Regions from separate parts of the Homo sapiens genome. Here all the other regions are linked to region 3. A link is a contact called in ENCODE Hi-C or POLR2A ChIA-PET data. All regions are on one chromosome and are shown on one strand. The core of a region is the stretch at or near the end of the contact, and the rest is flanking DNA. Distances in the headings are between cores, read along the strand shown.

Region 1 (3,436 bases), core at 415-2,914, 730 kb before region 3:
GGCGGGTTTTCCGGGTGTGGCCTTACTAAGGATGCCCCACCATCTGGGCAACCGGCATCCTTAGCCTTTCTTACAGGATAGGGGGCTTGAGGCTCCCTTAGACACCCTCTTGGCCAGAGTAGCTCAGTTTAAGACAATTGAAAGGACATCTTCTGGGACAATAGCGCTCTCTGCTGGCCAGGACAGATATCAGATCCAGTTGTAATGATAACAATTACTATATAATATTGTATATTATTATTATCTTTTTTTTTAGGGTTTCGGTCTCACTCTGTTGCCCAGCCTGGTGTACAGTAGCCCAATCATAGCTCACTGCAGCCTCCAACTCTTCAGCTCAAGTGATCCTCCTGCCTCAGCTTCTTGAGTAGCTGAGACTACAGGGGCGTGCCACCACACCATGTTAATGTTTTTGTTTTGATTTTGTTTTTGTTTTTGTTTTTTAGATGAAGTCTCGCTTTGTCGCCCAGGCTGGAGTGCAGTGGCGCAATCGTGGCTCGACCTCCGCCTCCCGGGTTCAAGCGATTCTCCTGCCTCAGCCTCCCGAATAGCTGGGACTACAGGCACGCACCCCCACGCCCGGCTAATTTTTGTATTTTTTTAGTAGAGACGGGGTTTCACCATACTGGCCAGGCTGGTCTTGAACTCCTGACATCGTGATCCGCCCGCCTTGGCCTCCCAAAGTGCTGGGATTACAGGCGTGAGCCACCGTGCCTGGCTCACAACCTGTTAATTTTTTAATTTTTAAAACTTTTTTTTCTTTTTGACACAGAGTTTTGCTCCTGTTACCCAGGCTGGGGTGCAATGGCACGATCTCGGCTCACTGCAAACTCCGCCTCCCAGGTTCAAGCAATTATCCTGCCTCAGCCTTCGGAGTAGCTGGGATTACAGGCATGCACCACCATGCCTGGCTAATTTTGTATTTTTAGTAGAGACGGGGTTTCTCCACATTGGTCAGGCTGGTCTCGAACTCCCAACATCAGGTCATCCGCCCGCCTCAGCCTCTCAAAGCGCTGGGATTACAGGCGTGAGCCACCGCACCCAGCCACACCAGCTTAATTTTTTTTTTTTTTTTTTTTTTGAGATGGAGTCTCGCTCTGTCACCCAGGCTGGAGTGCAGTGGCACGATCTCGGCTCACTGCAAGCTCTGCCTCCCAGGTTCACGCCATTCTCCTGCCTCGGCCTCCGGAGTAGCTGGGACTACAGGTGCCTGCCACTGCGCCCGGCTAATTTTTTGTATTTTTAGTAGAGACGGGGTTTCACTGTGTTAGCCAGGATGGTCTCCATCCCATGACCTCGTGATCCTCCCTCCTCGGCCTCCCAAAGTGCTGGGATTACAGGCGTGAGCCACCACCCCCGGCCCTTTATTCAATCTTTACAAAGTCTTTATGCCGAGATGCTGTAATTCGCCACATTTTATCCAAGAGAAAATTATGGCTAAGAGAGTCTCTGATTGTAGCTCGAAAGTGCTAGGGATGGGATTCGTTCCCAGTTCAATTCTGATTCTTCGCTTTAGCGTGTTGTGGGTAGGAGTTAAATGGGCCCCCAGCCAGGACCAGGGGTTCAAATCCGTTGCCATGGTCCCCCGACGCTTTCCCGGGCTCCAGAACGGATCGCGTGGTCACGTGACAGCGGCCAACATGGCGCCGCCCACTGTGTGGTACGGCCCACGTGGTTCCGACAGTCAAGATGGCGGGAGCAGCTACCCAGGCTTCCCTGGAGTCGGCCCCACGGATCATGCGGCTGGTGGCCGAATGCAGCCGCTCCAGGGCCCGGGCAGGCGAGCTGTGGCTGCCGCATGGGACAGTGGCCACTCCTGTGTTCATGCCAGTGGGCACGCAGGCCACCATGAAGGGCATCACGACCGAACAGCTGGACGCTCTGGGTTGCCGCATCTGCCTGGGCAATACCTACCATCTGGGTCTAAGGCCGGTGGGTGGGCTCTGCCCGCGCGGGGAGGCGGCGAGGCGGCGAGGCGTGGGGAGCCATGGAGCGTCCTCCAGGCCCGGACACTCCTCCCAAAGTCAATCGACCAGCTGTATTGAGCGCCCCCAATGACCAGGCCTTGTACTGGGCGTGAAAGAGCAGCAGGGACTAAAGCTGGCCAGATCTGTCTCCCAAGAAGGGCCCCCAGGGACGCGGTCACCCCTAACCTGACACTTTCTTCCATCAACCCAGGGACCCGAGCTGATCCAGAAAGCCAACGGTCTCCACGGCTTCATGAATTGGCCTCATAATCTGCTAACGGTGAGCTGAGGAGAGAGCCGACGTTCTAGGGCCCTTCTCTGGAGTGAAGGGTCCCCATCTCCACCCCCTGACAGCTTTGCGGTGGGGTTTCCCTTAGGACAGCGGCGGTTTCCAGATGGTGTCGCTGGTGTCTCTGTCCGAGGTGACGGAGGAGGGCGTCCGCTTCCGCTCCCCCTACGACGGCAATGAGACCCTGCTGAGCCCGGAGAAATCCGTGCAGATCCAGAATGCGCTGGGTGAGAGGACCCTGGGGAGCCGCCTCCTTACCCTGTCTGTCAGGGGGTGAAGTTTACACGGGGCCTGTTTTTTAGCTGTTGTGTGGCTTTGAGCAGGTCACTCCTCGCTGAGCTTCAGTTGAACCAACTCAAAGCGGGGGTAAATAGTAGCAGGTCTTTGGTAGAATTGTTGACAAGTACATATGAGATGATGTCAGTAAATCTCCATCCCAGCCATGTAGTAGCTTAAGTATTATTATTGCAGTTTTTCTCTCATTAGCAAATTAAGACTGGACGTGGAAGCTCATGCCTGTAATCCCAGCAATTTGGGAAACTGAGGCGGGAAGATCACTTGAGGCCGGGAGTTGGAGACCAGCTTGGGCAATACAGGGAGACCCTGTCTCTACCAAAATAAAAAATAAAAAATAAAAAAAACAAATTAATTGGACAAATATCTGTTGAAATAATGGTGGCAACAAGAGGATTGGGGAGGCTTTAGGCTTCTCCCATATCCTCAATATCCTTCTTTTTTTTTTTTTTTTTTTTTTTTTTTGAGACAGAATTTTGCTCTTGTTGCCCAGGCTGGAGTGCAATTTTGCGATCTGAGCTCACTGCAACCTCTGCCTCCCGGGTTCAAGTGATTCTCCTGACTCAGCCTCCCGAGTAGCTGGGATTACAGGTGTGCGCCACCACACCTGGCTAATTTTGTATTTTTAGTAGAGACAGGGTTTCTCCATGTTGGTTAGGCTACTCTCAAACTCCTGAGCTCAGGTGATCCGCCTGCCTCGGCCTCCCAGAGTGCTGGGATTCCAGGCGTGAGCCACCACACCTGGCTTTTTTTTTTTTTTTTTTTTTTTGAGACAGAGTCGCCCAGGCTGGAGTGCAATGGTGTGATATCCAGTCACTGCAACCTCCACCTCCTGGGTTCAAGTGATTCTCCTGCCTCAGCCTGCTGAGTAGCTGGGATTACAACTGCT
Region 2 (3,692 bases), core at 738-3,237, 680 kb before region 3:
TGTACCTTTTCCTTCCCCTTCCCCCCTCCCCCTTCCCTTCCCCCCCCCACTTCCCTTTCCCCTTCCCCCTTCCCTTTCCCTTTTCCTTCTCTTCTTCCTTTCCTTTTCTTTCTTCAGTAAAACTGATCACTACAAACCTTTTCTTTTTTTCTCACTTAGTACACCAAAAAGGGAGTTACATGTCTAGAAAGGACAGGCTCTTTTTGTGTGTCTGTTGCTGCATAGCAGCATGGATAGGCCATAATTTATATATAAATACACGTATTTTATTCTATTTTAAAGGTTTTTGTTTTGTTTTTTTCCCCCGAGACGGAGTTTCGCTCTTTGTTGTGCAAGCTGGTGCAATGGCGCGATCTCAGCTCATTCCAACCTCTGCCTCCTGGGTTCAAGCGATTCTCCTGTCTCAGCCTCCTGAGTAGCTGGCATTAAAGGCACCCACCACCACGCCTGGCTAATTTTTGTAATTTTAGTAGAGATGGGGTTGCACCATGTTGGCCAAGCAGGTCTCGAACTCCTGACCTCAAACGATCCACCCACCTCGGCCTCTGAAAGTGTTTGGATTACAGGCGTGAGCCATTATGCCCAGCAATATATCTTATATATAAGGTGATTGAAAATATATGTTTTCAAAAAGAAAACATATTTTCAGTCAGCTTCCTTAGGTTGAACGTAATTTATATTTAACTAGTCCCCTGTTGCTGGGCTTTAAAATTCTTTGAGATCTGAATTTTTCGTCTTATTGAGAAACTAACAGGGTTGTAACAATTCTGTGGGCAAATTTTAATGGAATGTCCACCCTGTACTTTTGTATCTGAATCTTCACGAACATGTTCTCCTTGACTTGTGACCTTTTCCTGAGATTTCAGTTAGATATAGTTAATCGCTTAAGTCTTTTTTTTTTTTTTTGAGACGGAGTCTCACTCTGTTGCCAGGCTGGAGTGCAGTGGCGCTATCTCAGCTCACTGCAGCCTCCGCCTCCCAGGTTCAAGCGATTCTGCCTCAGCCTCCTGAGTAGCTGGGACTACAGGCACCCTCCACCTCGCCTGGCTAATTTTTTGTATTTTAGTAGAGACGGGGTTTTACCGTGTTGGCCAGGATGGTCTTGATCTGCTGACCTCATAATCTGCCCGCCTCAGCCTCCCAAAGTGCTGGGATTATAGGCGTGACCCACTACAACTGGCCAATCGCATAAATCTTAAACATATACCTTGATTTTCTTGTCTTCTTCTTCTTCTTTTTTGGAGACAGTCTCCCTCTGTTGCCCAGGCTGGAGTGCAACGGCGCAATCATGGCTCACTGCAGCCTCAGTCTCCTGGGCTCAAGTAATCCTCCTGCCACAGCCTCCCGAGTAGCTGACACTACAGGGGAATGCCACCATCCGCAGTGAATTACTTTTTACTTTTTGTAGAGACAGGGGCTCGTTATGTTGCCCAGGCTGGTCTCGAACTCCTGACTTCAAGTGATCCACCCACCTTGGCCTCCCAAAGTGCTGGGATTACAGGTGTGAGCCACTGCTGCAAGTTTTGATTTTCTAATAAATGATTGTACCTTGGTACCTACTGGCTAGATCAAGATGCAGGACTTCTTCATGGTCTCAGAAAGTCCCTCCTGCCCCTTCTAGTCCATTTCCCGAAAGGGAACCACTGCCCTGATTTCTATCTCCAGAGACTAGCTTTGCCGGTTCAAGTTCAAGTCCACCCTGTGACTCAGCAAGAGAAACAAGGACATGTGTCTACAAAAAGCGCATATGAGAATGTTCAGAACAGCTTTATTTGTAATAAATTCAAGCTAGGAAGACCCCAAATGTCCATCCAATGGTGACTAGACGAACAGACTGTAGTCCATCAGTGCAATGGACAGATTCGACCACGAAAAGGAATGAACGTCAGACACACGAAGCAGACAGGATGTCTGTGATTGCATCACATGCTGCTCCTGTGTTGTTTTATCGTTGACATCTTCCACTTGCACACTTCAAAAATAGTCATTGAAAGGATGGAGCAGGGGCACTGTTGTGAGGGGCACGTGCTGTCACCGCCGCTGCTGGTGATTCAGTGTCTAGCCAGCGCCGCATGGTTTCTGAGATGCTGCATTTGTCTTTTTTTTTTTTTTGAGACAGAGTCGTTCTGTCACCCAGGCTGGAGTGCAGTGGCGCGATCTCAGCTCACTGCAACCTCTGCCTTCCAAGTTCAAGCGGTTCTCCTGCCTCAGCCTCCCAAGTGGTTGCGATTACAGGTGTCCACCACCACACCCGGCCAGGGTTTTTTTTTGTCTTTTTTTTTTTGTATTTTGTATTGTTTTTGTTTTTGTTTTGAGATGGAGTCTCACTCTGTCACCCAGGCTGGAGTGCAGTGATGCGATCTCGGCTCACTACAATCTCCGCCTCCCGGGTTCAAGCCATTCTCGTGTCTTAGCCTCCCGAGTGGCTGGGATTACATGCTTGCGCCCCCACACCCGGTTAATTTTTGTATCTTAAGTAAAGGCGGGGTTTCACCATGTTGGCCAGGCTGGTCTCAAACTCCTGACCTCAGGTGACCCACCCACCTTGGCTTCCCAAAGTGCTGGGATTATAGGCGTGAGCCACTGTGCCTGACCTGAGACACTGCGTCTCTGATGTGCAAGATGCCAAGTGTCCCTGCCCCTCAGGTCCCTACCTGTGAGCTAGGTGGCCTGGGGCTCTGGTAGGGCCAGGGCCAAGGCTACTTGTGGCGTTCATGAGGTTAATACCCTGGGACAGCCTGGTGTCCACTGTGACTACTGTGACGGAAAGACAAGGGGCCATGCTAAGAGGTGACTTTGGGGTCTGTCACCTGCATGGGGGCGCCCGCTCGCTGTTTCCCTCGTTCAGTTCACTCCGCCTCCCAATTGATGTAGCTTGTTCCCTCAGTCCCCCTGCTCAGAGAACCCTCTCCAATTATCCCAGCCCCCAACCCCTCTCACCCCTGCAGTATGTCTTCCTCGCACCCACCCCCGTCAGAATGTTGGCGCCAGTGTCACCAGCACCTCCCCAAGTGCTCAGGAGCCAGTGAGAAAGGTTCGCTCCTTTTCATGCAAGCCATGAGCTGTGATGTTGTCCAAGTCTCGTATCCTGTTTGTGCCTCAGGCTCCTCATCAGCCGAATGGGAGGCTGACGGAAAGGGATTAGAGCTCAGGCATCAGCTTGAACTGGGGCACGTGGCGTGACAGGCCTAGTGCCTGGCAGGCAGGTCCCTCGGGCTCTTTGTCATCCTCAGGAGTGTGGCTCGAAGACAGGTAGCATCCCAGGCCTGGAGAGCTGACTGTGCTGCCTGTGGCTGCAGAGACAGGATGCAGAGGCCAGGGCTCGTCCCCCAGAGCCTTGCAAGTGTCTGTAGGGCGCTCCCCTCTGTCTTGCCTCCTCCCACTCTCTGGCTCTTCTCTATCCGGCCTGCCCTCAGGTTGTGACCATCCACCTCCCAAACTGCCCTGGAATCTGCCTACGGCCTGTCCACTGGCCTCCGTACCCCTGCCTGCCATCTCTCTGGTTTCGCCCCTGATGTCACTCACATGAACCACAGCGGTCACCCCCACCTGCCTCCTGCTCCTGCCCTCTCCTCTGCCCTGCATCAGCCAGAGGGGGGTTTAAAAGCTTACATTTGTTAATAATCTGGCTAAAGCTTAACATTTATTGTAATCCATCCCTAAATCCCAGCTGGTGGCATTGCTCTAACAGT
Region 3 (3,358 bases), core at 676-3,175:
TGAGCCCAGGAGTTTGAGACCAGCCTGGGCAGCATAGTGAGACCCCATCTCTACAAAAAGTAAGAAAATTAGCCAAGCACAGTGGTGTATGCCTGTAGTCCCAGCTACTCAGGAGGCTGAGGTGGAAGGATCGCTTGAGCCTAGGAGGTCAAGTCTGCAGTGAACTGTTATCCAACCACTACACTCCAGCCTCAACAGCAGAGCAAGACCCTGTCAGAAAGAAAGAAGGCTGGGCGCGGTGGCTCACACATGTAATCCCAGCACTTTGGGAGCCAAGGCCGTGGATCACTTGAGATCAGGAGTTCGAGACCAGCCTGGCCAACATGGTGAAACCCAGTCTCTACTAAAAATATAAAAATTAGGTGTGGTGGCACGCACCTATAGTCCCAGCTAGTCAGGAGGCTGAGGCTCGAGAATCGCTTGAACCTTGGAGGCAGAGGTTGCAGTGAGCCGAGATCATGCCACTGCTCTCCAGCCTAGGCGACAGAGCAAGACCCTGTCTCAAAAAACAAAAAACAAAACAAAAAAAAACGCGGGTGCAGTGGCTCACGCCTGTAATCCCAGCAGTTTGGGAGGCCGAGGCGGGCTCACGCCTGTAATCCCAGCAGTTTGGGAGGTCAAGAGATTGAGACCACCCTGGCCAATATGGTGAAATCCCTCTGTACTAAAAATACAAAAATTAGTTAGGCGTGGTGGCGTGTGCCTGTAGTCCCAGCTACTCAAGAGGCTGAGGCAGGAGAATCGCTTGAACCCGGGAGGCGGAGGTTGCAGTGAGCCGAAATCGTTCCACTGCACTCCCACCTGGCAACAGAGTGAGATTCTGCCAAAAAAAAAAAAAAAAATAGAGAAAATAAATTACAAGAAAGTATGAAGTACAGTTCAGTCGGTTCTGAACCCATGAGAAGTTTTAAGAGACAGAGAAGGAAAAACATGAACTAAGTATGAGTTTTTGCCCAGAAACGGTTTACCTAGACTCATGCTGGAGAAATACCTTTGTCACACCATGAAGATTGGATGGGCACTGTTGACCCCTGACCCTCTGTACCCTCTGGAGCCATCTTACCTAACAGTTGTATCTTTTTATGTAACTCAGCCACCTGAGAGTGCACAGAGGGCTTCCCTGCACCTCTGTGGAAGGATCCTCCCTTGGAACGGCCTGGGGTCCACGCCTGGGCTGTGCCCTTGCCTCGGAGGTGGCTGGGTTTGCCCGAAGCCTCCCTGCCCTTGACCCTGGAAGAGGGCGTCGAAGCCTGGTCCTGAGGAGGCAGGGCGTTGGCGGAGGCCGCCCTGCACAGAGGAGATGTCATGATGGGGTTGGGGCTGAAGGCCCCTAGGGGTTAGGGGGATAACTAGGAGTCAGTCGCCCCTGTCAGGGATCCGTCAGCTCGGATTCCTAGGGCTCTGAAAAATGCACTTTCCGACCGCTAGGTGGTTGCGCTCCGCATCTCTCGGTTGCCAGGTAACCGCCTCCCCGTCTCTCTCCACTGTTTCCATGGAGATCACCCGCGTTCCGTGGCTGACACTGCGTTCTCATTGGCTGAGGCTGCATAGAGGGGCGGTCCCAACAGTGGGCGGGGTAGAGCCGCGCCGCAGGACGGAGGGTCTGGACACTTTGGGGTCACGTGCTCATTCCGTTTCCCTACCTCCCCCAACCTTATCCCGCCCCTGGGGGTTCGCGGGCATTTTTCAGGAACTTTCTTTCCGGCTTGAGAAGCCGCCACTCCCAAGATGGAGGTACGCTGCGCCGCCATTAAGAGCTAGCCCTCAGAACTATCCTCTCTAAGGTTTCACAGTCCTGCCCAAGATGGCCGTCTCGGCTCTGGCACCGCCCCCACTCCTGCCTCTCCCAACATGGCGACCCTGAGTCTCCGTTCCCGGTGCGGAACGTACGACCGGAAGTGACGGGGTCCAGAAATTTCCGCTTTCTTTCTGCAGCAGGAACCGCGGCTGCTGGACAAGAGGGGTGCGGTGGATACTGACCTTTGCTCCGGCCTCGTGTAGGTGTGAACGAGCGGGTGGGAGGGCACCTCAGTTTCTTACAGGGGGCAACCGGAGGGTGCATGTGTGGGTGTGGACGGCGGAGGCTGTTAATCCCTTTGGTCTGTTGGCGGGAATTGGGTCACAATTGGGCACAGGGAGCGGAGGTTTTGAGATCTTGAGATCCTCGCCATTGATTTGAGCAAAGTGAGACTGGCCAGGATTGGGGAGATCGCTGCCCCTCGCCCCCATATCGGAAACAAAGTGAGGCCTCATTGCCTGGAAGCGATGGAGGAATCCAATTGGCTGGAAGTAGCCCTCTCCCACTGACCGGGATCCGCTTTCTTCCTGCAGCGTGAAGACACAGCGCATCTCCCCGCTGTAGGCTTCCTCCCACAGAACCCGTTTCGGGCCTCAGAGCGTCTGGTGAGATGCTGTTGCCGCTGCTGCTGCTGCTACCCATGTGCTGGGCCGTGGAGGTCAAGAGGCCCCGGGGCGTCTCCCTCACCAGTGAGTCCTCCTGTTCACCCTCCCGCCAGGCTGGAGGTGGGAGGGGCCAACATTGGGCCTTAGGGATAGGCATTTACAGCCTTTTGACTCAGTTTCCCGGTAGTGCTCCGCTGGTGGGGATGGGAGGACAGAGGTGGTATTTGGTGGAGAAGGCGCTTACCTGCCCTGGGCTGAGCTTCCTGTACCCCGCAGATCATCACTTCTACGATGAGTCCAAGCCTTTCACCTGCCTGGACGGTTCGGCCACCATCCCATTTGATCAGGTCAACGATGACTATTGCGACTGCAAAGATGGCTCTGACGAGCCAGGTGAGCCTTTTCTCTGTTCATCCATCAGATGTTTATTGAACACTGCTCAGTGCCAGGCCCTGTCTGTGTGACCAAGATACTACCTCTGCTGGCTCCCCTTTGAGTGGGCAGAAACAAGCTCAGAAGTCAGTGGTCAGTGTTATGGCCCCGGGCAGCTGGAGGAGCCCAGAGTCGTCCTCCTCCCAAGCCTCGGGGTCAGAGAAGGCTCCTCCAAGGAGGTGAGGTTTCAGTTGAATCCCGAAGGTGCTGCAGATGGAGGGGTCAACACGGGCAAACCCCTAGAAGTGGGAGACAGGGTGGGGCCAAGAGCAATCCAGCAGGAGACAGAGGTGAAGGGAGACCCTGGCTTTTTGTTTTTGTGTGTTTTGAAGAGACAGGGTCTTGCTTTGTTGCTGAGGCTGGAGTACAGTGGCATGATCGTAGCTCACTGCAGCCTGGAACTCTTGGGCTCAAGTCATCCTCCTGCCTTGGCCTCCCAAAGTGCTGGGGTTACAGGTGTGAGCCACCGTGCCTGGATGAGACCGTGTCTTTGGTTTTGTTTTTGTTTTGAGACGGAGTCTTG

The links. A loop is a pair of places that touch in the nucleus more often than their neighbours do. ChIA-PET counts read pairs that join two places held with the same protein, here RNA polymerase II (POLR2A). Pooled maps may share reads with other maps.
Region 1: a pooled map shows a loop between it and region 3 (5-fold over the local background). The contact joins the promoter of QTRT1 here to the promoter of PRKCSH in region 3. A Hi-C loop is called at or near these places in 1 of 168 maps with a recorded cell type or tissue (naive thymus-derived CD4-positive, alpha-beta T cell), 2 of 37 single-sample maps with no recorded cell type and 11 of 50 pooled maps. POLR2A ChIA-PET finds 5 or more read pairs at or near these places in 3 of 52 experiments (GM12878, activated B cell and activated T-cell).
Region 2: a loop to region 3 is called in a pooled map, with 7 times the contacts of the local background. The contact joins the enhancer-like site here to the promoter of PRKCSH in region 3. A Hi-C loop is called at or near these places in 7 of 50 pooled maps. POLR2A ChIA-PET finds 5 or more read pairs at or near these places in 2 of 52 experiments (activated CD4-positive, alpha-beta T cell and activated T-cell).

Annotation. Positions count from the first base shown.
Region 1 is chr19:10,699,775-10,703,210 of GRCh38, forward strand. It overlaps QTRT1 (queuine tRNA-ribosyltransferase catalytic subunit 1), which reads left to right and starts at 1,665. Exons shown (of 10, transcript NM_031209.3): 1 at 1,665-1,929; 2 at 2,176-2,244; 3 at 2,342-2,480. The coding sequence starts at 1,687. RefSeq lists enhancers at 1,382-2,130, 1,609-1,698, 2,459-2,648 and a silencer at 1,919-1,978.
Region 2 is chr19:10,753,369-10,757,060 of GRCh38, forward strand. The region is part of intron 1 of DNM2 (dynamin 2); the gene reads left to right. It overlaps LOC124904637 (a long non-coding RNA gene), which reads right to left. Exons shown (of 2, transcript XR_007067139.1): 2 at 1,749-3,293. Among named protein-coding and RNA genes, the nearest start is that of MIR4748, 25 kb to the right of the region's middle. Within about 2 kb of position 1,988, at least 4 of the 41 ENCODE cell types and tissues checked have a DNase peak (open chromatin) inside an H3K27ac peak, as active enhancers do.
Region 3 is chr19:11,433,710-11,437,067 of GRCh38, forward strand. PRKCSH (PRKCSH beta subunit of glucosidase II) reads left to right here and starts at 1,926. Exons shown (of 18, transcript NM_001289104.2): 1 at 1,926-1,997; 2 at 2,332-2,487; 3 at 2,680-2,796. The coding sequence starts at 2,409. ODAD3 (outer dynein arm docking complex subunit 3) reads right to left here and starts at 1,412. Exons shown (of 13, transcript NM_145045.5): 1 at 1,064-1,412. The coding sequence starts at 1,307. RefSeq lists enhancers at 1,531-2,030, 1,604-2,013, 2,264-2,483.